3 separate regions of the Homo sapiens genome follow, and regions 1 and 2 are each linked to region 3. Evidence: read pairs that join two places in POLR2A ChIA-PET (ENCODE). Cell type or tissue: MCF 10A. All regions are shown on one strand.

What was found. Peaks named below come from ENCODE experiments on the same cell type or tissue, not always from the same donor. Only the 100,000 strongest peaks of a DNase experiment are listed, where the experiment ranks them.
Region 1: POLR2A ChIA-PET joins it to region 3 with 13 read pairs; 3 of 35 experiments call an interaction of 5 or more read pairs at or near these places.
Region 2: POLR2A ChIA-PET joins it to region 3 with 24 read pairs; 7 of 35 experiments call an interaction of 5 or more read pairs at or near these places.

The regions. Positions count from the first base shown.
Region 1 is chr2:28,374,881-28,382,880 of GRCh38, reverse strand. LOC105374383 (a long non-coding RNA gene) reads right to left here and starts at 5,526. Exons shown (of 3, transcript XR_939876.3): 1 at 5,441-5,526; 2 at 1,445-1,692. RefSeq lists enhancers at 1,969-2,469, 2,470-2,970. In MCF 10A, no CTCF peak of the experiment used is centred here; DNase peaks (open chromatin) are centred at 4,410, 4,730 and 5,310.
Region 2 is chr2:28,221,152-28,229,151 of GRCh38, reverse strand. All of the region lies in intron 7 of BABAM2 (BRISC and BRCA1 A complex member 2), which reads right to left. Among named protein-coding and RNA genes, the nearest start is that of BABAM2-AS2, 85 kb to the left of the region's middle. In MCF 10A, a CTCF peak has its summit at 566; a DNase peak (open chromatin) is centred at 4,361.
Region 3 is chr2:28,157,735-28,165,734 of GRCh38, reverse strand. The region is part of intron 7 of BABAM2 (BRISC and BRCA1 A complex member 2); the gene reads right to left. The region is part of intron 1 of LOC100505736 (a long non-coding RNA gene); the gene reads left to right. Among named protein-coding and RNA genes, the nearest start is that of BABAM2-AS2, 150 kb to the left of the region's middle. In MCF 10A, no CTCF peak of the experiment used is centred here; DNase peaks (open chromatin) are centred at 4,034 and 4,594.

The sequences.
Region 1 (8,000 bases), 220 kb before region 3:
GGTGGCTCTGTTATCTGCGCCAAGGAGCAGATCATGCGATATCCTGCTCAGGACACGTGAGAGGAGAGGGAATGTTCCTGGAAAGACAGAAGCAAGGGAGGAATGAAGAAAGGGAGGGAAGGTGGAAGGGACTCCACTGGTTTTTCTTTTGAGGCAACTGTGATGTTTCCAGAAAGAGCCTTACGTTTGTAGGCAAAAAATGGGGGTTTGATTCCTGGCTCTGCCAGTTGGAGCTTCGGTAACCTTGACAAAGTCACTTCATCTCTATATACCCAGTTCATCTGGAGCAAAGAATGTTGATTGTGTCCTTAGCACACAGCAGAAAGGGCCATGAGCTTAGGCCACAGAGGCCTGGGTTCAAATCTTGGTTTTGCTACCTGATAGCCAGGGGACCCTGGGTAGGTACTGAACCCCTCTGCGCCTCACTTTCCTTCCTTGTGATGTGGTGATGATAACAACACCAAGATTTCCAGGCCACGGTGAGAATTACACATGTATGTATTTATCTAACTATCCACCCACCGTCTGTTTATTTATACTCTGCCTTATTCCCAAAAGGATTTCTCTAGCTATAGGAAGATTCACTGAAACAGCCCGGAAGGGGCATGGCACATGGGTGATGCCCACAGTGTTACATTCCTTTCTCTGCCCATCTCACAGGGTTGTGGTGAGGCTCCAGTGGGATAATGTTTCTGAAAATGTCTCACAAAGTGGGAAATTTCATACACATGCAAGTGGGGAAGAAAGGAAGGGTCTGGGGAAGCTGAGGCAGGAAAGCGTGTCCAGCAGCTCACAGAAAAAAGAGTTTGGGCTGCTGAAGCTCTGAGGTCTTCCACCTACCAGCTGGGGGCCCCTGTGCTGTGGCATCTGGAATAAAGCAGATGTGGGAGAAGCTGCGTCTACAGGATCCTGTAGTGTCAGAACTAGAAGGAACCTGAGAGTGTATTTGGTGCAACCCCCCACCATTATACAAATGTGGGAACTGTGGTTCAGAGAGGGAAACAGCCTTGCCTCACATCACCCAGGGCACCAGAGGCAGAGCTGGGCCAAGACCCCCCATTTCCTGATGCCAGGCGCAGGGTGCCATTTCCACTGCCCCATGCACCTGGGAGCCCAAGGCACCTCCCTCACTCTGGCCTGGGGCACCTGGAAGCAGGTCTGCAGGAACTTCACTTCCCAGGAGGAATTCTGGGAGCTTACAGCAGAAAGGCTCAGTCCGCTCACCTGTAAGTGTGCCTGGGGCCCTACCCTGTTGACATGCCCAGGGGCTCCTGAGTAGTGACGTTAGCCAATGAATAGAACCCGCAGCCAAGACCAAACACAGGGCCTTATTGTTAGGGACACTGATTACTGCACTGGGTTGGGCATTTATTTATTATCACCTCTTTCTTTTCATTAACAGAAAGCAAACATTCCCCACCCCAGTAGCTAGAAGGCGACTTACCTGCACAAGAAGACAGGTGATGTCTCTCAAGGCTGGGTTAGAAGCAGATCCGACCTACTTACACAGTCCTTCCATCAGATCCAACGCAGGCGAGGGGAGGAGAGATTCAAGTCACACCTAGCGAGAGCACCCTCAGGATGCAGAGGCTGTTACTAAACAATGTCGAAAGCTGTGGTGTGGGGTCAGGAGCCAGACAGATCTGGCCCTGCTCCGCGCTTTGCTTCCTCCCTGAGCCTCGGTGTCTTCACCTGTAAGATTTTAGAGGTTAAAAGGATTAAATAATATATATGTGTCAGCAGCTAGCATGGTATCTGGTACAGGGCACTCAGTAAACAGCTGTATCTCAGGGCACAGCGAACCTTGTTTCTGCAGATGAAACTGTTGGGTAACAGACACTCCATAAAGGTTGATCCTCTGAGGCTGAGTGTCCTCTTCTAGGAGTCTTAAAGACAGAAAATGATAGGAGAGGGTAATAGCCCACATGTCATCTCACGCTGGGCAAGGGGAGAAACGTGGTAGCCTTTTCAAGACACTCCATTCTCCTAGTTCAGCTTTCCTGTCAACGTTTCCGTCTCTCTCAGAGCTCGCAGCCCCACCGATTCCATCAGTGAGTGATCTGCAGTCTCTCTCATTCTTCCATTAGGACAAATCATTCAGATCCTTCTTTCTCCCCACTAGAAGCACCTTTCATTTGGGAGGTCCAGGTATTCTTCTTGCTCCCACTTCATAAGCTTCAACTCCTTTGAGATTGTGTGTGTGTGTGTGTGTGTGTGTGTGTGTGTGTGTGTGTGTGTGTTTCCGCCCCCCACAGCCAAGGTAGAAGTTAATTGAGACCTTCAAATAAAGCTTCCAGAAGACCTGATTCAGAGACAGCATTACCTAACGAGGATGGCTGAGCAGTGCTGAGTCTGAAGTTGAGACAAGGTCTGGATCTCCAGGGGACAGAGCAACAGAAATACTCCTTACTTCCCTGGCTTCCTCCCACAGGGGCCCTCCGCTTCCTGTAGTGCCAGGTAGGAGCTAGAGAGGCCCAGGGCCCCTAGGCGGAGGCCATCGCCCACAGCCTCACCCTGGCTGTCTGTGGCTTGGGGCAGGGGCCTCTAATTTTCCAGATTATTTGTTACCTCCAGCAAAATGCTTAACAACAGCGCTAGGGATGGGCATCTGAGCACATGAACGATTAGGTTTGACCTAAACAGATTGTGAAAGCTGGAAAAGACCCCGAGGCATCACTGAAAGCATTTCCCCAAAGAGTGAGGAAGTTTTGCAAGGTGATAGAAGATGGTAGTGGATAAAAGCACTGTATTTTCAAATAAGTTTGGAAAATATTGGGGTTAAGTGGATTTCTTTACTTAGGACTTCTCAGAGCCTTTAATGTACCAGTGCAAATTGGGACTCTCCAGGATGCATTTCTCAAAAGCATCCCATGAAACGGTGATTCGGCCACTCTCTGGTGTTACGGCGAGGAAACAGGCACAAAGTCCTAGGGACAGGGCCACCAGGGAGACCGGAGTCTCTGCATTTTCCCTGGTATCAAAACTAAGCCCATTCATCCTTTTTCTCATTTTGTTTTTGCCTTGTAATCAGGGGCAGAGGTGGTGGGATTGGAGGGTTTATTTATTTAGATGTATGTACTCTGAAGACCAGAACTAAGGCCAGTGGGTAAAAGTTCCTGTTGAGCAAAATTTCAGCTCCACCCAAGTAAGAACTTTAAAATAATTAGACCTGTTTGGACATAGATGGAGCCAACTCATGCAGTAGTGAGCCGCCCATCACTAGAGGGGTCTAAGCCACAACCTACCAACCACTGAATGGTATAGCAGGTTGAATGGTGGTCTCCCAAAAAGATAGGTCTGTGTCCAGATCCCGGGAACGTGTGAATGTGAGCTTATTTGGAAAAAGGGTCTTTGCAGATGTAAGGAGGTTAAGAATCTTGAGAGGAGGAGATCATCTTGGATTCTTGGATTATCTGGGCAGACCCACAATTCAACAGGAAGTATCCTTATAAGAGTGGGGTAGAGGGAGATGACGCACACAGAGAAGGCCTCACAAAGACAGAGCAGAGACAGATGCAGGGACAAGCTAAAGAATGCTGACAGCTCCAGAAGCTGGAAGTGATGAGGAATGGATCTCCCTAGGGCCTCCAGAGGGAGCGAGGCCCTGCCGACACCTTGATTTCCGACTTCTGGCCTCCAGAACTGTGAAAGAGGAAGAGTCTGTTATTTTAAACCACCAAGTTTGTGGTCCTCTGTTATAGCAGCCACAGGAAACCAAGAGAGGTAGGGGTGCTGAGGAGGAAGGCGGCGAAGGAGTCTGCACTGAGTGATCCCAGGGCCTCTTCTGACCCCCTGCCCACTGGTCGTCACCCCCCATGATACCTTTGATTCGGTGATGGGATAACTGTGGTAGGATTCCGCGTCTGTCCCGGGAAGGGGGAAAGCAAATGGACTCAGCTTCAAGGCAGAACTTGAGCTGCTGCTTCCGCAGCTCTGCCAGAGCCACCAGCAAAGGTGCCTACTTTGGCCTCTTTAGAAGATAGTCCCTTAAAGTCAAAGAACCTACAACCAGCTTCTAGCCCCCAGGGTGTCATACCATCTCCACTAAGTGGTCAATGGGCTGCCAGGCAGGTGCCAGTCAAGACTGGCTGAGAAGCTACGAGTTGGGCTATGAGACCAGCTTCAGTCAGTGTCAGTCAGCACAGGGAGGCTGAGCAGCTCAGGCACCGGCTGCAGCTACAGAGGCCTTGCTGGGTCTGTTTTGTGTCCTGGGGTCTCCTGCCTCAGGGACAGAAATCAGCCCAGTGACCCTCCCCCTGCCATAGGCACACACAAGGGAGGAAAGCTGGCACCCATCCTCCACCCCATGTGCAGCCTGTTCCCTTCCTCTGCTACACGCGTGCACTCTTACACGCACTCAGGAGCTCTGTTGCAACAGCCTCTGTGCCCGGAGACAAGCGATAACACGCCCTCCTGCCCGTCTCTTCTTGCCTTTAGTGCCTGGCAAATTAAGACCAAACCCAAGTTGCAGGGCAAAAGAGGATCAATTACCAGGTAAAGGAGGAGGCTGCGGTTTGAATGTCTCAGCAGCATTTTGGGGAGACCTGGGGACAGGATAGAGAGGGGCTGAGGCCAGTGCTCCCTTCAACACTGCCAGTTGTCCAGATGCCTGCAACCATTGGTAAAAGCAAGTCTCAGTTGCTTTGTCCCTAAAGCCAGGAGCCCAGCTGGTTGTGTCAATCAGGGCTGGCCACTCCCTTCAGGGCTGGCCACTCCCTTCCTCTTTGGGGAGCAGAATGAGCTTTGCCCACCTGGTAGAGCGGTGCTGGGTGTCCTGGGCAGGAGTCCCAGCCCTGGCACACCTGTGTGTGCAGTCTGACTGGCTTACCTAGAGCCCAGCAGCCCTCAGTGTCCTCCCTCCTTCCCTCCCTCTCAGGGTGGGGAGGGTTCCCACCTGCCCAGCTTCAGTCCGGGCAGACCCATGCTTCCCCCCACACCCTCAGAGACCCAGGCATCCACCTTCAGAGGTGGCCTCTCTTTACCTGTTGGTTCCCCCTTTCCAAATTAACCCCAAACCCCAACACCACTCCCCAAACCTGAGTCTGGGGGGAAGGGAACGTGGCATTCTCCCCTTTCTAGGTCAGAAATGTTTTGTAACCAAGCCCTCGGGCTCTGCAAATGTTTGCTTGCAGGTTGCTTTGCTCAGCTGGGGCAGGGCTGGGCTGAAGCCCCCATGTCCTCAACTGCCTTCTTCCCCTCCCTTCACCACCCTAATTTCAGGCTCAACTGTGCGCGTTTAGGGCTTCATTAAACTCTTGTCTTGCTTTCAGAAGAGACACTTTCTGCCCCAGGGAGTTGCTACCATGCTTTGTGGAGAGGGCAGGTCCGAGCAGGCTCCAGGTGAGGGCCTGTTGGGAGGGAGAAGGAACATCCTTGCTGGAAGCTGCCTAGAGGTGGCCAAGGGGAAGCTAGCGGGGCGGGAGGCTCAGAGGGTGCCCACCTTGGTGAGGGTCCCCCCGGCACAGAGGGTCTCCCTATCTCCACCACCACCGCTGCGTGCCTCGTTCAATGATCGCAGGTCGCGGTGTCCAGGTCACCCTGTTCCCAGTGCCTGCCCCGCCCTGCCCCACCCTGCCCAGCCAGCGAGCAGGAGCCTCCCGCACCTCCCAACTACTGCTGGCCGCACCCTGCCCTCACCGTCAGGAGGGCCAGGCCTCCCACCCCAAGGGACCTCGCCCACTCTGCCCTCACCTCGCACGTGGGGCCAGGCCCCCCCATTCCAAGAGACCTTGCCCACCCTCCTGGGGCCCTCGAGAGGAGGAAAAGGATCCAGAAAGTGGGCTCTGTGATCCAGACCCTCAACGCAGGCACGTGGTGACCACACTCCCAACCACTAGGACGGACCTGCCTTGTACTGGTCCCAGGAAGGACTCCATGGGGTGAAACTTTCTAGAGAAGCATGTCTCAAAGGGCCTGCTGGCTTCGAGGCCTGGGTTTGCCCCTTACTACCTGTGTGTCCTCCAGCAGATTACTGCATCTTTCTGAGCCTCAGTCTCCCCGTCCGTAAATTGAGGGTACTATACCTGTTCCCTGAGGTGTCCAGGGGAATGGAAAGACATAACGTAGGAGAGAAAGCCTGTTGCTCACTTAGGTAAAAGGCTACACAGACATGAGATATTACTTCTATCAAGGCTGGGCAGGCTGTGAGGAAAACTGTAATAGAGCTTTTAGCATTGTCCCCAAAAGAAAATGCTACGTGCACCGCCCCCATTTCATTCTGTAAGTGCTGTGTTCCCTGCATGCTCTCTCCCTGGCCAAGAAAAGCTCATCTTGCCACCCCCTGCATATCTTTCCTTGGGCTTCACAAGCCCCCTCAGGATTACTTCATGGGTATTCTCCATTGCTGTTTTTACCAACAGGGAAACTGAGGCAAGGAGCAGGAAGGCCCTTGTGCAGATCACACAGTATGTCTGTGAGATGGCCAGGAGCCCGAGCCGGGGCTCCCGACACCCTGCTGGATCTTCAAGGTCCTGCCACTGTCTCTGGGATGAATCTGCTTTCTAACATTCTTTAAGCTTATGCAGGGGCAATCATGAAAAACAGACAGTGTTCTGAAGAGTGTGGCTCTAAGTTAAGGGACTTGGGACTGTCAGAGCTGGCAGGGACCTCAGAGGTCTCCTAGGTTAACCCCTTGGAGCACTGGGCCTGGCAGAAGGGGAGTAGCTGTCCCATCACACGGCTCTGGTCTCAGAGCCTCTCTGCCCCAAACAGAGATGGGCTCACCCCTCTGTCCCAGGAAGCATGGTCCTCCCCCAGAGAAGCTCAGAGGCAGGACATGTCCCCAGGTGATCCCCGGTCAGTCCAGGTGACCCTGCTGTCTCCATTCTTCTGTGGGATGACACTGAGCCCAGGACCCCAGGCTTTCCATCTTCCGCTGGGAGGCCCCAGAGCTGCAGTCTCCACACACTTCAAAGGCCTTCTGGACATGATCTCATTCAGCCTCACCTGCTCGCTTGGGGTTGGGAGGGGGCGGGGAGAGGTCATTGAAGAACAGTGACTTGTCACAGCCACACCCTTGAGCAAGTCAGTGTTCCTCTGTGTACCTCAGTTTCCCCATCTCTAAAATGATGGTTAATAGGACCTAGTGCTAACAGTACCTAGATGGCCTGCAGTTGTATTAGGGCCAATGAAGGCAACAGCAAGTTGCCTCATGGGAACACTATGCCCTTCCTCACAGGTAGGAGGAGGCCACAACACAAAAGTTCCTTTTATGGGATCTGGTGTATGTTGGAGGTTGAAGGTCATTAGCCCTACTAGCCATAGAGGCCTGGGGGTGGGGATGCCAGGCTGCCAACCCCATCAAGGGCTCAGTGGACAAATGAGTCCGTAGTCTATCTTTTTTGGAGGAGGCCCACTTACTTCCTGAAGACATTCAGGAACAACCCTATAAATGCTACTTCTCTTCCCAAATCGCCAGGCCAGGCCAGCAAAGCCCATGCTTATGGGCCTCCTCCTGTTTTCCCAAGTCTCCCCTCTGCAGCCACTCCAAGGGCCCTGGTGGGCTGGGAGGCTCTACTGCTGCCCTGCTGGGCTCCTGCCCCCTGCCGGGCTGGGTGGAAGCCCCCATTGTCTGAGTTCTTCCCAAGTGGCAGGGGGCTGTGAGTTCCAACCTTCATAGGATTTCTAACTTACTGTGTGGCCTCAAGCCAGTCTCCTGGCTTCTCTCAGTTTCCCCACCAGTAAAATAGGGCTAATGACCATCAGCCTCCTGCGCTGGGGTGTTGTGAGAATAATTAAGGTTTGTGAAGGGCTTTGAGATCCGTGGATGAAAGGCCCTGGAGAAGGAGAGTGTTATTATCCATTATTAGTACTGTTATTTTCCACGCAAGGATCTCAAAGCCTTTCAAAGACAGTAATTAGTACCTTGCAGGGGTGTTTTGAGGGTGATTAGTTCCATTTCATATATGGGAAAACTAAGGCACAGAAAGAAATCAAAACAGGGCAGAAGGGTAGGTGCTCACCTAGTATACCTAGAATTTGATGCTGCCCAGGCTTGGGTG
Region 2 (8,000 bases), 63 kb before region 3:
GTGACTTGGGTGTTTTAGTAGATGCCTGGGCTGGCCAAGTCCTTGAGGGTGTTTCCAGGAATATTTATTAAACTTATTTTGGTACCTGAACTGAAGTGATTAGTTCAGGGCCAGAGGACTTGATGGACACTTTCCAGTAGAAAGAAGGTGGAATGCAAGCAAAGAACTTTACATTTAAAAAATATGAAAGATGAGACTATTGTAATTGCAAACAGAGTATGTCTAATGGCATGAACCCTAACCAAGTCTTTGTTCAGAAATGTGTTTTGTAAGTTTGTTAACATCTCAAACAAGCCTTTAAGAGGGCAGTAATCTTAACAGATGTCCACCATCAGGATTTTCTTAGCATGTGGAAAAGTATTTTAAGTAAGCCCCCCAAAACAATAACAGACTTAGCAGATGTTGTTCTACTAAGAGTTGGTATGAACTACTTGTAATGATGCCCAGTCACTCAAGACACGAAAAGGGTAAGGGGAAGAAAAGTTTTTTTTTTCTCTTGTTGCATCTTGATTCCAGGCCTACTACCTGCTGTTGATTGCATTACAGTTTCTTTAAGAAGTGAAACTATTTTCAAAAGCCAGAGGTCAGGAGTGAGTGAATTTACTATGAGTTTGTTATAAAACTCCAATGAATGGCTTTACTGCTCTTAAATAGGTACAGATCACTTTTCCTATGAATTACCTTTAAAATATTTTCCCTGGAAAAAAAAACAGTGCATACAATAGTTATCCTAGACTAACCTACAAACATTTTTCTAACTCCTTCTTTCTCACTGCACACATGTTTTAATGATGGTCCAAGAAAGATGTAGAGAACAAGAAAAAAGCCTTCTGCCTTTCCAGGACACAGAAGGGTATCTACCTGATTTCTATTACCTGGTATTTACTAAAAGTTCAGGCACATAAATAGCACTAGGTAACTTCACGTGCACATCACTGGTCTCTGTGTTCAAGAAGTCAATCTGTAGGTAGCTAAAGCTTGACCTCCACATGAAAATGAAAAGATACCAGAAGATGAGATTAGCACAGGTTTCCAAAGTGCTCCTTGCTTGAGTTTTTACAACACCTTTACAAAACAGGTAGCAAGTGTCAACATACTCATTGTAGAGAGAAGAAAGAAACCTGAGGCTTGAGATGGATGATTTGTCCAAGCTGGAAACAGTGAAACTGGAATTGTAATCTTTCTCTGTACCTGGAGTTTTCATATTTGCTTAAGAATAATCTGGAGGGGGTGGGAGGGCTTGTTAAAAACTCAGATACCCAGATCCCACCCCAAAGAAGGCAATTTACTAGGTTTATTCAGCAGGTCGGAGGTGAGACCTGGGAATGTGCATGCTAACCTGTTCCTTAGTGGATGCAGGTGGTCCTCACACCACAGTTTGAAAAAATACTGCTCTAGACCTCATGCAATGATGCACGGCCAGGGCTGGAATGGGAAGGGGTGTGGTCAATGCAAATGTGCCTCCCATCCCCGTGGCATGGGATCACTGACTACTTGAAAGGCACTGTGGACAACAGGAAGGTAAGGAAAACACAGGTCTGCTCTTAAGGCCTAGTATGGGAGATAAGACATTTATTGAAACTACCAGAAAAAAGGTGGTTTCTGCCAGATGTACACATGGGTAAAATGAGTGTGGTTATATTCAGGTAAACAGAAGGCAAGGCAAGGAAGCAGTCAAATCAAAACTGAGGCTGGAAGTAACGAGGACACAGACACTACTTAACAAGGCAGGGCAATGGATCCGAGGCCAGGTTCTCAATGTGGACAGCAGACCATGCGTCCTGCACCACACCGAGCAGCTTTTTGCCCATTGAGAAAGGCATATTTCATATTTCAGGCTGCCCAGGGTGCCTACTGGTGAGGGGTATCTACCTAGAGAGGAAGCAAGAACAGGGATAGATCCTGATGCGATGCCAATGGTGAACTGCAAAGGAAAGAAAACGTGAGGTTAAAAAAATAAAAAGTTCTGTTTAGTTGTAAAGTGAGAGATGTTCTGGAGATTAAAAAAAAAAATCTGGGCTTTGAGATTGAATCTCAGCCAGGTTCACTGCTGAAATTTCTCCTTTAAACTAACAAATTCTAAATGTTATCTGTCTGGCTCAGGCCTTTCTTGAACTCAGAACTTGTAACTCAACCTGCTCACAAGCAACCCTGCCCCCAAAACCTACTCCCATATCCACCTCATCTCAGAAAATGGCAGCTTCTATCTCTTGGTTCCCAGACCAAAAACCTCTGTCATTGCTGACTCCTTTCTCTCACACCCCATAGTCAATTGGCCTGGTTGGCCTAAGAGGCGCCCACTGAGAGCAGGGCTCAGAACCTACTGAACTTCTCACTGGGGCTAAAACCTCCCTGGATAAGCTGGGGCAATTTCACCTCAGGGCACTGGCCCAGTTCTCCTGCTGTTCTCTCTGCCTGGAACTCTTCCCAGCCATTTGCGGGGCGGGCTTCTTCACCTGCTTCAGGTCTTACTCAAATGTCAGCTTCTGAGTGAGGCTTCCTGAACCATCTATTTAAGATAAGCCCCTTCCATCTCTGGTACTTGGTCTTCTGTGTTGTCGTTTTCTCCGTGGCATAAGACATTCTACACGTATTCACTCATCATCTCCCCCCATGACTCCTCACTAGAATATAATCTCCTCCAGAATGAGGATCTGCCTCTGTTTTGTTCACTTTTATAACCTCATTATTCTTAGCAAGAATAATGCCAAGCATATTAGACACTTAAAAAATATTTGTAGTATTAAAGTCCAATGAATATAAAAAAGAGATGGAAGTCAAATTTCTAAATGAACATTAAAAGCCAATAAATGTATATATCTTTATGGAAATAGTCATTATGGAAAAGAAGAGTTTAACGGTCTTGGAAAGGGATTGGCAAACTTTTTCAGTAAAAGGCCAGGTAGTAAATATTGTCATCTTTGCATCCATAATGCCTGTATTGCAGCTACTTAGCTCTCCTGCTGAAGTGCAAAGGCAGCCGCAGATAATATGTAAATGAATGAGCACGGCTGTGTTCCAACAACATTTTGTTTATGGATACTAAAATTCAAGTTTCATGTAATTTTTACGAGTCATGAAACATTATTATTTAAATATTTTTCTAACCATTTAAAAAATGTAAAAGTCATTCTTAGCTGTGGGCTGGATTTGGCCAGGAGGTTTTAGTTTGCTGACTCTTGATCTAGGATTATAGAAATATTTGACAGTTCTACAGATGCTGAAAGTACGAAAAGTATCCAGGAAGAAATATAGGCAAACCCCACCCCCCTAGAATAGGTTATTAGCAAAAATGAAAAGAGGCCCTTTGGTCAAACTTCTTAGAAGCTATATTCCATCAGCAGGTAAACCACAGGAATTAGCTTTTTTCAGGCAAGGGTGAGGTGAGCATTAGGCAACTCGTGGACTGTGGGAGTTCTCACAACCATACTAGATTGTAACTGTGCAAGAGGGAGCTATTTATATGATTTTGAACGAAGCTTGAGGCATATTCTGGTGCTTTTTAACTTCTATGTTAGGTGAAAAAGCTGCCTACAAAAGCCTTCCTCCCACCCAAAATACTAGCTGTTAGTTGGTGACTGATCCTCAGAAATATTAACATGAATCATATATGCTCTTTTCACAGTGCAAAAAGAGATAATTTTAACACTCAGAAAATGTCATAAACCACACAATAGAGAAGCTATCCAGCCTTCAAATTGTAAATAAATAAAATCCTGTTCCTGCATGGAAGCCTCTTCCTCCTTTCGATTCTGATGCTTCCTCCTCTGGATTCTGATGCCTGCAGGGCTGGCTGGTGTTAACCGTGTTCAGTCTGATGCTGAAGGCAGCCTTTGCTCTCCATCCTTCCTCCCTGGCGCCCACCCTTGTTAGCCCGACTGTCTTTGGGAACCCATAGCACTCAGCCTTGCCCTTTCTCTAGCTGCTGCTCTTCTCACCTACAGACAGCTTGTGGCTGCCCTGTCTCTACTGCGATCAGCCCGGGTTGGCCTAAGCAGCACCAGCTGAGAGCAGGGCTCAGCCTTTATCCAGGCTTCAGGAAAGAACCCCTGAGTTAATTTTCTTCTTCCTACTTGGAGAAACAGGTATTTTTGTCTTTGATCCCTAAGCTCTGTTTTCTTTCTCTTGTTACTAAACAGTTCACTCCCTATCCACTCTCCTTTTTTTGCAACTTCATCATTTTTCCACATTGCACCGTTTGGCACAGGAGAAGGAAAGAACCACATCAAATAAAGGAATGCAACCACAAAAGCTGCCTTGAGAAACAGGGCCCCAGATTTTTTTTTTTTTTTTTTTTTTTGTCAATTTACCGTTTTTGGACTTGTTCTCCCATAATCAAATCCTCCCTATCGTGCTAACAATGTGGTGGTGTGTCAAAACATTGGAATTCTGCTTCAATCAGCAACCCAGAGCTTAATAGGAAAATGAAGCAACAAAATGTTGCTCTTACTGTTAACCTTAGGCTAGGCCTGTCCTTAGGATGGGGACTGTTTGCTTCTTTATGGTAAATGGGCCAAACGTTCAGTTTTGTGAGAGCTTGCATTGTCAGCAGAGGCCCACAGCAGTGTCTTGAGCACCATTCAGGCACGCTTCTAAAGCTCAAGTACCGCAAACTGAAGTACGAAGCATCCCACAATTTAGTAAGCCAGAGAAGAGTTAAGACTAAATTTGTTTGCAAAAATTTTAAAGACACATTCATTTTACTGGCAGCAAGTCAGGGGTCTGGCTCTATGACACTCATGTCTGCAGTTATCACAAAAGGGCTTGCGTGAAATTAAAGTGGTTGTTTTGTTTCTTGTTTTTAAATTAAAAATGTGTGCAATATGTAAACCATTTAGGGACAACAATAAGGTGCCACAATTCCAAACCAAAACATTTGCAAGTCACCACTCTATGTCCTCAGGGAGTATGTGATATAGTTAATGTTTCTAATATTCATCATCAATGAAAACATCAGTTACAGGTAGAGAATTTCTGATTTAGCAATTTTTTAATCTTTTGTGATTAACTGGGTAAATTAAACTGTTTGAAGGTAAGTATTTTTGTTGTTTTGGTTTGGTTCACATGGAGTCATGTGCCACTTTGGTTAATGTGGGAAATAGCCTCTTCTTCAACATCATCTGTTGCATATACAAGCAGTGAGTAGAAGTGTATCTGTCCCTGAACACCAAAGTAGTGTGACCTCCCTTCAGAGATTTCTCTTGGGGAGAGAGGAAGGGGTGGGAGGAGACATACCTTTTCTCCCACCCTTGTTCTAGCATAGCATATTGGAATCTCAGGGTGGAGAAATGTGTTATTTGAAAAGAAGGAAAAAAGCTCATAGCTGGTTCTGATATGGACTAAAAGGACAGACTACCTGACTGCCCCACCCCTGAGAAATGCTGTTTCAACCATACAGAAGGAATCTTCTATCCTCAGAAGTTAAAGACCTCAGTTAATAGGTAAAGTTGCTGCTCTTCTAATTTTGGCAACATTCAGCCTGGCCCCAGTTCTACCTTGAAGAGCCGAGTTATTGGTGTCATTCCAGTTGCCCATTGATCTTCCTGTCCCCTCTGGAGACCTCTACTCTCACTCCCACCACAGCTGCCCAATAAGCAGAGAGTACGATCAAGTCAAGGCGGTGAACAATGAAGGGAAGAAGGGCAGAGCCAGTTTAAGGGGCTGTAGGCAGGTGCTTGCTTGTAAGGACCCTCTCTCCTCCCCATTCTGCTGATGCAGCTCAGGTGCCAAGCCCGGGTGCCTGGCCCTGGTGCCAGCTACTGCCCCAGGAAATGTCCACAAAGGTGAGCATGGGGAGCAGGACACAGACACTGGATGGGGGCACTGTCCCCCTCTGCAGTGTGCTCCCCAAACCAGCTGGAAAGCAGGAGGAACCATTTTCTGGAGCAGACTGGGAAGAGGGAATTGAGGAGGCTATAAGTGTGGTTAGTGTTTTAACAAAAATAAGATATATTCAGTAGATTGCTATCATTTCAAAAACATTTGATCTTACTAAATATCCTGTTTACTTAATAACAGGGAAGTGGGAGTTCAGTTCTGTTAATATCCATCTGTGCAAAACTAGGAATCTATTTCTAAATAACATAATTTATTTACCTGCATCTTTTACTTTTAAAAAATATCCACTAATTTAAATACTATTTTTAGCCAATTCTCTAAAATAGATGATTCAAAACAGCCACAATAGTAACAAGGGCCCACACTTCCCCAGACAGAGTGCGGGGCGGGCCTGCGGGGAAGCAGGGCCAGGGTGCCTCATGGTCCAGGCTGCCTAGAACTCAGGGGAACCTGTACTGAGGCGCCTGATAACTCCAGAAGATGGATGTGTTTGCTTTCTTTAAACCAGTGACACAAGACACAACAGAAAGGGAAAGATTTAGTCAGGAAGAGAAGGGGTTCTGGGAACTGTAGACAAGGACAATGCCAATTTAATTGGCCAAATATAATTGAGGTTGGCCTAATAACTTTTTTGGAAACCACTTTCTTGGTTGCTTGAGAATTTGGATTGCTACTGTTTTCTTAAGGCTTCAAAACCAAAACACTAAACATGTACTAATAGAGCAGTATTAATAGCACAAAGGGGAATGCAAACATGACTTATGAGAAAAGTTGTATGGCTGGCCCATAGCTATTATCTCCTGCCCCTGCAGCATGTGAAGGTATCAATACTGCATCCATGGCATCAATGGGCCGAAAGTAGTTTCGCTCAGACTCACGTGGAATCACATGTTGAATATTCATAGCTTCACTTCTGGAAGCTATGACTGTTTTACCCTGTATGGCAAATGGGACTTCGGTGAGATGTGATAAAGGTTAAGGACCCCGACATGAGGAGATTATCTTGAATTCTCTGGTTGGGCTCTCCATCAATCTAGGCCTCTTGGTGTAAGGATTCAGTTCAAGACACTCTTAACTCTCAGGATTCCTAGTACTCTCCAAAAATAACACTTCCACAGAACCCTGTGTAGGCATTTAGAGTCTTAGAGGAGAGGGCAGGGAAGGGTTCACAACTTCTGGGCCATCCGGCAAGTGCTGAGCATGAGAATATGTAAGGTCCACCACAGAGCTTCCGGCCATTCGATGGGGCCCCAGGCTCACATCAGCACCTCCCTTTCCCAACAAGACCAAGACTGCTTCTCAATACAGTCTGGGGCTAACTCAGGACAACTTGCTTTTCTGGATGTTTCCTCATTTCATTAGGAACCAACTTGGGATCAGGGTCACTCTGGAGCAAGGCGAGCCCTTAAGTTCGCTCCCATCACATTCTGAAACTGTTAAGCTGCAGGCATGCTCATTGCCTGAACAACAAACACACCAACCCAACTCTAGACTTGAAACAGAGATTGGGCATATTCTGAGTGACTTCTGCCTCCTAGGCAGGCGAAGGACTGAAGACAAACACTGGAGAGAATAAATGACAAGTTCATATGAGTAGAACCAAATCACAAATGTAAACGACAAATTTCAATCAACAACAGGGGAGCTGAACACATTATAGCAAAGTCTTCCAGTGGAGTACCATACAGCCACCAGGAAGATAGCAGCCTTCAGGTTCTGAGGGCCACTTAAAAAATACATTCATTATTTCCATTCAGACAAATGGCCATGATATATTGGATAGGAAAAATGCAAGCTGCAGAATAGTATGTAATATGTCATACATTTTTTTGTGGCTAAATTAAAGCAACAACAACAACAACAACTAAATAAATAAATACCCCAAACTGATTTAATAGGGCAACACTGCAAACATACTAAATCGACGTACTTCGTGTTTCTCAGTAAATCATGTTTCCCCCCTGCACTTTCACTGAGGCTAAGACTTGAGGCCCACTGTCCCAAGGAAGAGGGTGGCACCACCCAAGTCAGAGAAATGCCAGCACAGGGAAGAAGAAGGATGTGGCACCGGATGAGCACATCCCTCAGACAGGAATGGAAAGAAACAAAAGCAGAAAGGGGAGAAGTTTAGAGGGAAAAGGGACTGCCTGGTGTCCCAGAGG
Region 3 (8,000 bases):
GGTGAAACCCCATCTCTACTAAAGATACAAAAATTAACTGGGTGTGGTGGCACATGCCTGTAATCCCAGCTACTCAGGAGGCTGAGGCAGGAGAATCCCTTGAACCCAGGAAGCGGAGGTTGCAGTGACACAATATCATACCACTGCACTCCAGCCTGGGTGACAGAGCAAGGCTCTGTCTCAAAAAAAAAAAAAAAAAAAAAAAGCAAGGAAAAAAAAAAAAAGCTTCAGTGCCCCTTCCCCCACCATTTTCTCTAAGACATACTCCAGATTTTTAAACTTGGCATGCAAAATGACCTTAACAACTTGGCTACCCAACTTAGTTTTCCAGCTTCACCTCTTGCATCTGCTGTTTTTGCATTCAGATATCAAGCTCCCCGAACCAACCATACTTTATACCTCCTCACCTCTGTATGTGCTGTCCTCTCTCTGTAGAATCCTCTCACATGTCCAGTAATCTGTAAAGTTATTTTTGATGCCTGAGGCAGAGCCAATTACACCCTTCACATTCCTCAAAGAAACTTGAACACCCTACTATTATAGTATGTATCACCCTGAATTGCAATTAATTCTTTACGTCTTTCTCCCGCAGTACACTGGCAATTCCTTGAAGGCAAAGACGATGTCTGTTTTTGCTTATCACTGATTCCTCTGCACCCAGAACCGTACCTGGGACACAGTAGGAGCTAAACAAATATTTCTTGAATGAAGGAAATGAAAAAATAAGTGAAAACATGAACAAACCAATAAAAGGGGAAAGGGTTTCTCTTTTGATACCTAGTACAGTGGTATGGTACTCACCAAACTTAAGAATGTACTTAATAAATGATTGCTGAATAAAATCCTGACTGAAGCATACGGGAAAATCTGAAACCATGAAGGGATCTGGAGTTATTTACTTTAAGAAAAGTTATGGAAGCTGATTATCTTTGGGGTAAAAAGGAAATGGATTTTTAAAAGCCTATAAACTTCAGGGAAGAAGCGCCAAGATACATGTGACAAGGCAATCTGAGCTCCACTCAGATCCAAGAACAAAGGGTTCCTGGTTTAAGCTATGGAAGTATCTGTTCCAGAAAGCAGCTGGGCAGAATTTCCTCACACGAATAGCTCTTAATGTATGGGAAAAAGAAAAGAGCAAAACAAAACAAGCAAAGGCAGCAAAAGGGAATAATTAGTGTAAACAGTTTAGTTTTTTTTTTAATGCATTGGACAAACTCCAAGAAGGAAAAAAAAAATGTTGTGGGATAAACATCTGTTCACTCGGAACATGACAGAGCCCTTGACAGGCTCTGCGGCCTGTGTGTGTCCTTATGTGCCCGAGGTTTATATTTATGCTTCCACTGCTCAGACAGCCCACAGAGTGGCCCAGAAAGAGAGACCTATTCCAGGCCAGGACGCACTCCTCTAACTCCACGTGGGGGTGTAGGGGCAACTCTCATTCGGTTGTGTTTGACACAACAAAAAACACACTGAAGGGAAGAAGAGCAAATACCAATTGCACATGTGGAACTGCTCTACTCCACCTGCACTGGGTTCCATCAACACTGTATTTTATTGACTGCACGGAATGCACAGAAGTGACCAGACACCACACGTTTATGGGGATTAGCACTGTCTTTCCATCCCTATGATCCTTGGTATCAAGATGTTAAGTGCAACAAGTTGTAGGAGTCTGTTTTCTTGTGCCAGATGTGCCTTTTGCAATCAGTCACTGAGTCTAGGAGTTTCTAAGAAGAGAACTCCATGAGAAAATTCATCTTCAGTTTTCAGTACCACCTGATAGTTTCTAAGAGGTGCATAGCAGTGGGCCTAGAGATGAAGCCAGATGGAAATGATCTAGCAATGTGCAATGGGCAGTGCCCTGAGGAAAACACCCACAAGGGGTGGATGGCCTCAATTCTCATCTCCATGACGATAGATCACATTACCTTAGAGCCTTGGGCCACGTGAGTCCAATTCTGAGGCCTCTGACCCAGCTCCATCAGCCCAGCCGATCTTACACAAGTCTCACCCTTAGGAGTACATTGTGTTAAGATGGGGACAGATTGCCTCACCCTTACCTTTCTTTCTGGCTGGGTTCACAACTTCTCTTGCTCTATCATCCGATTTACTCCATTTTCTCTTCCTAAGGCCCATGGCTCTCAGTTTTTCATTATTCTTATGGCATTCATGTCTAACTCTGGCATTCTATTAGATATCTGGCAGGGGTGACTGCCTTTTGCTTTTCTCCTAGACCTTTGTCCCCAGCACCATGTGTACATTTTCTGTGACCTGCCTCAAGACAAGAAAAATGTTCTTTTTCTCCCCTTAGGCATAAAGCTCTCTGGGTCTCTAAAGTCTCCCTGATAGCCAGCTACTGACTTACTCCACATAACACAAGAGGTCACATTTAACAGAATTATTCTGAGAGTGGCCAGTTGGGGCTGTTAAGAAAACTAATTCTCAAGCTGATCCTGGCCCACCTGCTGACTTGGCTGGAAGAAGCGCTGGCACCCAGAGCTTCACACTCAGAAGAAGGTCATGGGGGAAGCAGGGTGGCTGCCGGCTGGGAGGCATCTGAGGAGAGTGAGGATTTCACTAGGCTGGCCACAAAAGATGACACCACCGTCTTTTTTCGGGGGGCACCTCATTCTATCTGTCTACACACAGATATGCCTACACCCACAATAAAAATGTTTATAAATAAAAATATTTGGTACTAGTTTTGATTTTCTACAGAATTGGGACTAAAAAACCAATTTATTCTTACACTTGTGGATTAAATGGTAACTCCACAGTTTAATTTTATCTGAAAGGGGGAAAAAAACTGACATCTAGCAGTTAAACATGTCTTTGTCACTAGAGGCCTATGACACAAATCTCGATGATATTTTATGAGAACATGTATAGCTTTTCTCCACTTGTGGCTATAATTGCTGTTGGAGAAGCCCCAACATGTAAAGGTTGATGCTTCTGAATGTGCTGAAAGATGCTGGAACTAAACCATGCAGTGACAGCTATCAAAATGTCACCAATGCAGTGTCATATTCAGTCAAGATGCTTAAAAATTCAAATGTTCAACTAACACTGCTCTAGTGTGCGAGGAAGAGCATTACCTGGCTGGTTGGTAGGGAAATGAAATGAGATTATGTGCATAACAGCACTTAGGAAGAAGCCCGGTGCAGGGTTGGCTGAGCTAGGAAGAGCTATCATTCGCTGGGCACTGACTCCATAGAGTAGTGTATGCCAGACAGTAGTCTCATTACACATGTTTTAATTCAATTAATCCTCAAAACTGTGAAGTGGATACTATCCTCATGCCTGGGTAAAAGGTGACAAAAAGGAGGCTAAGAGAATACCCAGCTACTTAGTATTGGAGGCTGGATTCACATCCAGGTCTGTCTGACTTTGGAGTCTCTACTTTAACCGTTACTTAAGTTCTGGTTTCTCAAAGCATCCTGAAGAGAGCCATGTACATTTCAGGTGCCCTTTGTCTTTACTGTCCCGGTGTGAGGTATGCGCTGCAGGGCCTAGCAATGTACTCTCTTTACGTGGGCCTAAACACCCACTGGTATTTTTAAAAAGACAAAATACGGTATTTCAAGTTTCTAAATAATTTTTATTTAAACAATTACAACTCCTTGCCACTTGCTCATTAATTGAAAAGGTTTCATTTGAAATCACTAGTATTTATTCTAGGAATTAGTAGTTAGTTTGAAGAGAAGGTTGCAGTAGCTAAAATTTAAATTTATACTAATTTAGGGCACAGGAAGCAGTATATAATATAGTGAATCATGTTTCAAATGGAAAGCAAACAAAAGAGTGTCCAAATGTTTCATCCTATATCTATCAGAGTCCATTTCTGGTGCTAAATAAAATAATTAAAGATCTCTGCCCTCAGTTTACCCCAAGTGCAAAATGAAAATAGTACCTCACTCAACAGATGAGTGATTAAATTAGCTGCAGCTGGGCCAGCTTGGCATTAAGTAACTGCTGTGCAAGACTTTTTGACCGCAAAAGAGCAAAGTGGAGGGGAACAAGAGCCAAAAAGGACACACCCACCCATTTGCGCTCCCTTTTGTATTAGGAATGCAGGGCCTCAGCATTGCCCAAGGGGTTTCAGGGTAAGATGCTGGACAGGTCTGATAGACAGTTCTGGCTAACCCTTGCTTGAAAAGGGGAAGAGTTTGGGTTCTAAGTAGCTCCAGAATAAAAGGAAGAAGGGTCTTTGAGACACTTTGGGAGTTTGAGCCAAACCAGAGACTCTGAAAATGGGGAAAGCAAACTGGAATTTCCTTGAAGGCCTATCTCTAATTTCTACTTTCTACCTACCCCCAACCCAACTCTTGCTCCCATCCCCATTCCCATTCCCTGGAGTCATCTGACTGGAAACTGGCTCAAGCTCTGAGTGAGTCACTGGTTGACCCCAGCACCTAGACTCCTGGAGCCCCCCAGGAACCCTAGGAGACACAGTGAAGCCCGTTGGTACAAGCAACTCAAAACAAGAATGTGCCAACTTCCCAAAAAAAGGCAATGGTTGGGCATGTGCTCTCTGCTCCACAATGGCATTCTTCAAATGCTTTATAAGCCACTTAAAAAGAAAACTGCCTACCCATAATTCCCTGAAGACGTCTGGCTGGTTTATGCAATTTCCCAGTTATGCATCTTTCCTGTAAAGGGAATCTGTTGGAAAGCTGGCTCTGCACAATTGGGAAACTTGGGACCATCATGATTAATCATTAATAAATTCACAGAGAACCTCGCCTCATGGTTTAACTCTGCGGTAGTCTCCAGAAAATTTGAATAAATGATTCTAAATATTTTTTAAAAGCATAGATAGTAGAAATCTTCCATGTACTTTCTGACAACTCTTATACAGATTACAAATTTCTGTACTTTCCACACTCTCCCAGGAATCCATTGTCTCTAACACCTACCAGACTGCATCCTTTGCCCATTTGCCCACACTCACTATTTCATCCCACCTACCTACTCTTTATTTAAAAAAAAAAAAAAAAAACAATTTATATGTTCCTTTCTATGTTCATTTAATTTAGTTTTCTGGATCCATGTGTATGCAGTATTTGCACATGCTAGATGCTAGTGCTAAAAAAAAAAACATTAAATATTTAGGAAGTACCGCCCATGGGTTCAACTTTTTATTAGGAATAATGAGAGATAATACAAAAAAAGCCATATTTGTGTGATCGTGTGCATTGCACAAGTATGTGAATGTGTGGGTGGTGACTGTGCATACGTGCACTTCTGGGGGCTCCCTTAAATTACTGCCTCTGTAGCCTAATGCTGTGGCTGACTGAACAGAAGAAAATGTTCTCAACACAATGTATGATAAGATAAATTAATACATACCTGGATAGGTGTCTGAGGAGCCCGAGGAGGATTAGCTATCACATAACCATACACTAAGCTCCATGCACGGGCCCAGCTAAAAAGAATATACTAAAAACCAATCATGGCCAGGCGCAGTGGCTAGTCCTGGAATCCCAGGTTTTTGGCAGACTGAGGTGGGAGGATCCCCTGAGGCCAGGAGTTCAAGACTGGCCTGAGCAACTTAGTGAGGCCCCAACTCTACAAAAATAAAAATACTTAGCTGGGCATGGTGGTGCATACCTGTAGTCCCAGCTACTTGGAAGGCTCATGGAGGAGGATCACTTGAGCCCAGGAGTTTGTGGTTACAGTGAGCTATGATTGGCCCATTGCACTCTAGCCTGGGTGACAGAATTAGACTCTTTCTCTTCAAACAAACAAACAAACAAAAACCCAATCATTTTCTGGGTTTCTTTCAGGATGTAAAACCCTTCCAGATTATTACCTTTTACCTAACTAAATTCTGGCAATTTTTTTTTTTTTTTCCCGGCGGGGATGGAGTTTTGCTCTGTCGCCCAGGCTGGAGTATAGTGGTGCAATCTCGACTCACAACCTCTGCCTCCTGATTCAAGCAATTCTCCTGCCTTAGCCTCCTGAGTCGCTGGGATTACAGGTGCTTGCCACCACGCCCAGCTAATTTTTGTATTTTTAGTAGAGATGGGGTTTTGCCATGTTGGCCAGGCTGGTCTCGAACTCCTGACCTCAGCTGATCCACCCACCTTGGCCTCCCAAAGTGCTGGCATTGCAGGTGTGAGCCACTGCATCCGGCCAATTCTGGCGATTTTAGAAACATCCATATTGGTCTACTCACAGTGCCCTAAAAATGCCAGGCACCCTCTTGCATTCATGCCTAGTTCACATGTCCCTTCTGTCTGGAATGACCATTCTCTCCTTTACCTCCTGGAAAACTTGTATTCTTTCTTCAATGTCTTATTCAGATGTCACCCTTTCTTTGAGTCCTTCTTGGACTCCATAGCAGACAGAGCTCACAGCTCTTTCCACTGGGCTGCTATGGTTCTACGTGCACACCTCTATTACAAAATTCATCATGCTGTCCAAGTTAGTTACTTCTGTGCCTGACTCTGCCAGTAGACTCTACTCTTCTTGAGTGTCGGACATCTTCAATCTTATTCCATAACCTCCCATCCTGACTTAAAAAGTGTCAGTAGACTGTCTGACATGTCATAGGCACTCAAATAAATGTTGTTGGTTGAATGAATGAATAATGACATATTACACTAGTTCTTTAGAAACAAACAGAAACTCCTGAAATTGAAATAAGTGAATTCCCTCAGAATGCAGGAATTTGAGATAAAATGTTTTATCCTTTAGCCATTTAAGTGAAAAGAGAACTTGTTGATGATGTTAAAGTTCCAAAAAATGCTTTTCATACCAGTAAAATTTCCAGACATGCATTAAAGCAGAATCAAGGCCGCCAGACAGCTTAAACCACTGGCGATAACTTCAGACAGAGAAAGAAAGGGCAAAGGCATTAATGAGAATGAACAAAAATTTCCTACTCTGCCAACTTAAAATCTCTTTTCAATTTAGAAAACCTCCCACAATTCCTGTGTAAAAATTCAAAGTGTAAATCACGCAATAATTAACAATAATGCAGGCAAAAGCTGCATTAGATAAGTAAGATTAACAAGTGTAGTAGAAGTCTCAAGCTATATTACATAGCCTTATTATAATGCTGAAAGAAGGAATTTGACTTCCAAACAATGAAAGAGACAAACAGCAGAATGGTCCAAGAAATGGAGAATACAAATTCAAGCATGGATATTGCCAATCCTAACAGATGAACATTCCAAGGAGCTCATACTGGTACTGAGATTTAGCATGGTGGCAGATAGTCCCACTCTGAAACCACTTTTGCTGCTGGTAGTTTTAGGGCCGCCATGAGGCATAAACTGAGGAGCTACCTTATTACTACAACAGTGTGTATTTCAGTACTTTTTAACTTTCTTGTGTTGATGTAGTTATTCAAGTGGTCATTTTTGTTTTCCCTTTGGATCTGTCTTTTCTCCCTATGTAGCCCTCTTCATTTAGAGTTTATTGGTACAGTTTTACTATCTTGCTGATTTAAACCTGATATAAACATTTTGTTGTTTTTATTTTTGAGTTTTTTTATTATTAGGTGAGGGTGAACATTGTTCTATGTTCATTAGTTGTTTCATTTCTTCTTCTGTAAACTGAACAACATTGCTCTTTTACCTATTGAGATTTTAAGTCTTCTGATCAATTTAAATAGAAATGCTGTTAACTTTTTATTATATTTGTGATCAATATCATTCCAGTTTTTTAAATAGTTTTCATGTTATTTCTGACACATAGAAGAAAAGCTCAGCTTGCATGCTTGGATAACTACTCATGATTATATCATTAGTAGGTGGGATATCAGAGATTAGAACCCAGGCCTGCCTGACCCCACAGATCAGGTCCTTAAATAATTTGTTGGCTGGGCACGGTAGCTCATGCCTGTAATCCCAGGACTTTGGGAGGCCGAGGCTGGCAGATCACGAGGTCAGGAGGTTGAGACCATCCTGGCCAACATGGTGAAACCCCTCTCTACTAAAAATATAAAAATTAGCTGGGCATGGTGGCGCATGCCTGTAATCCCAGCTACTCAG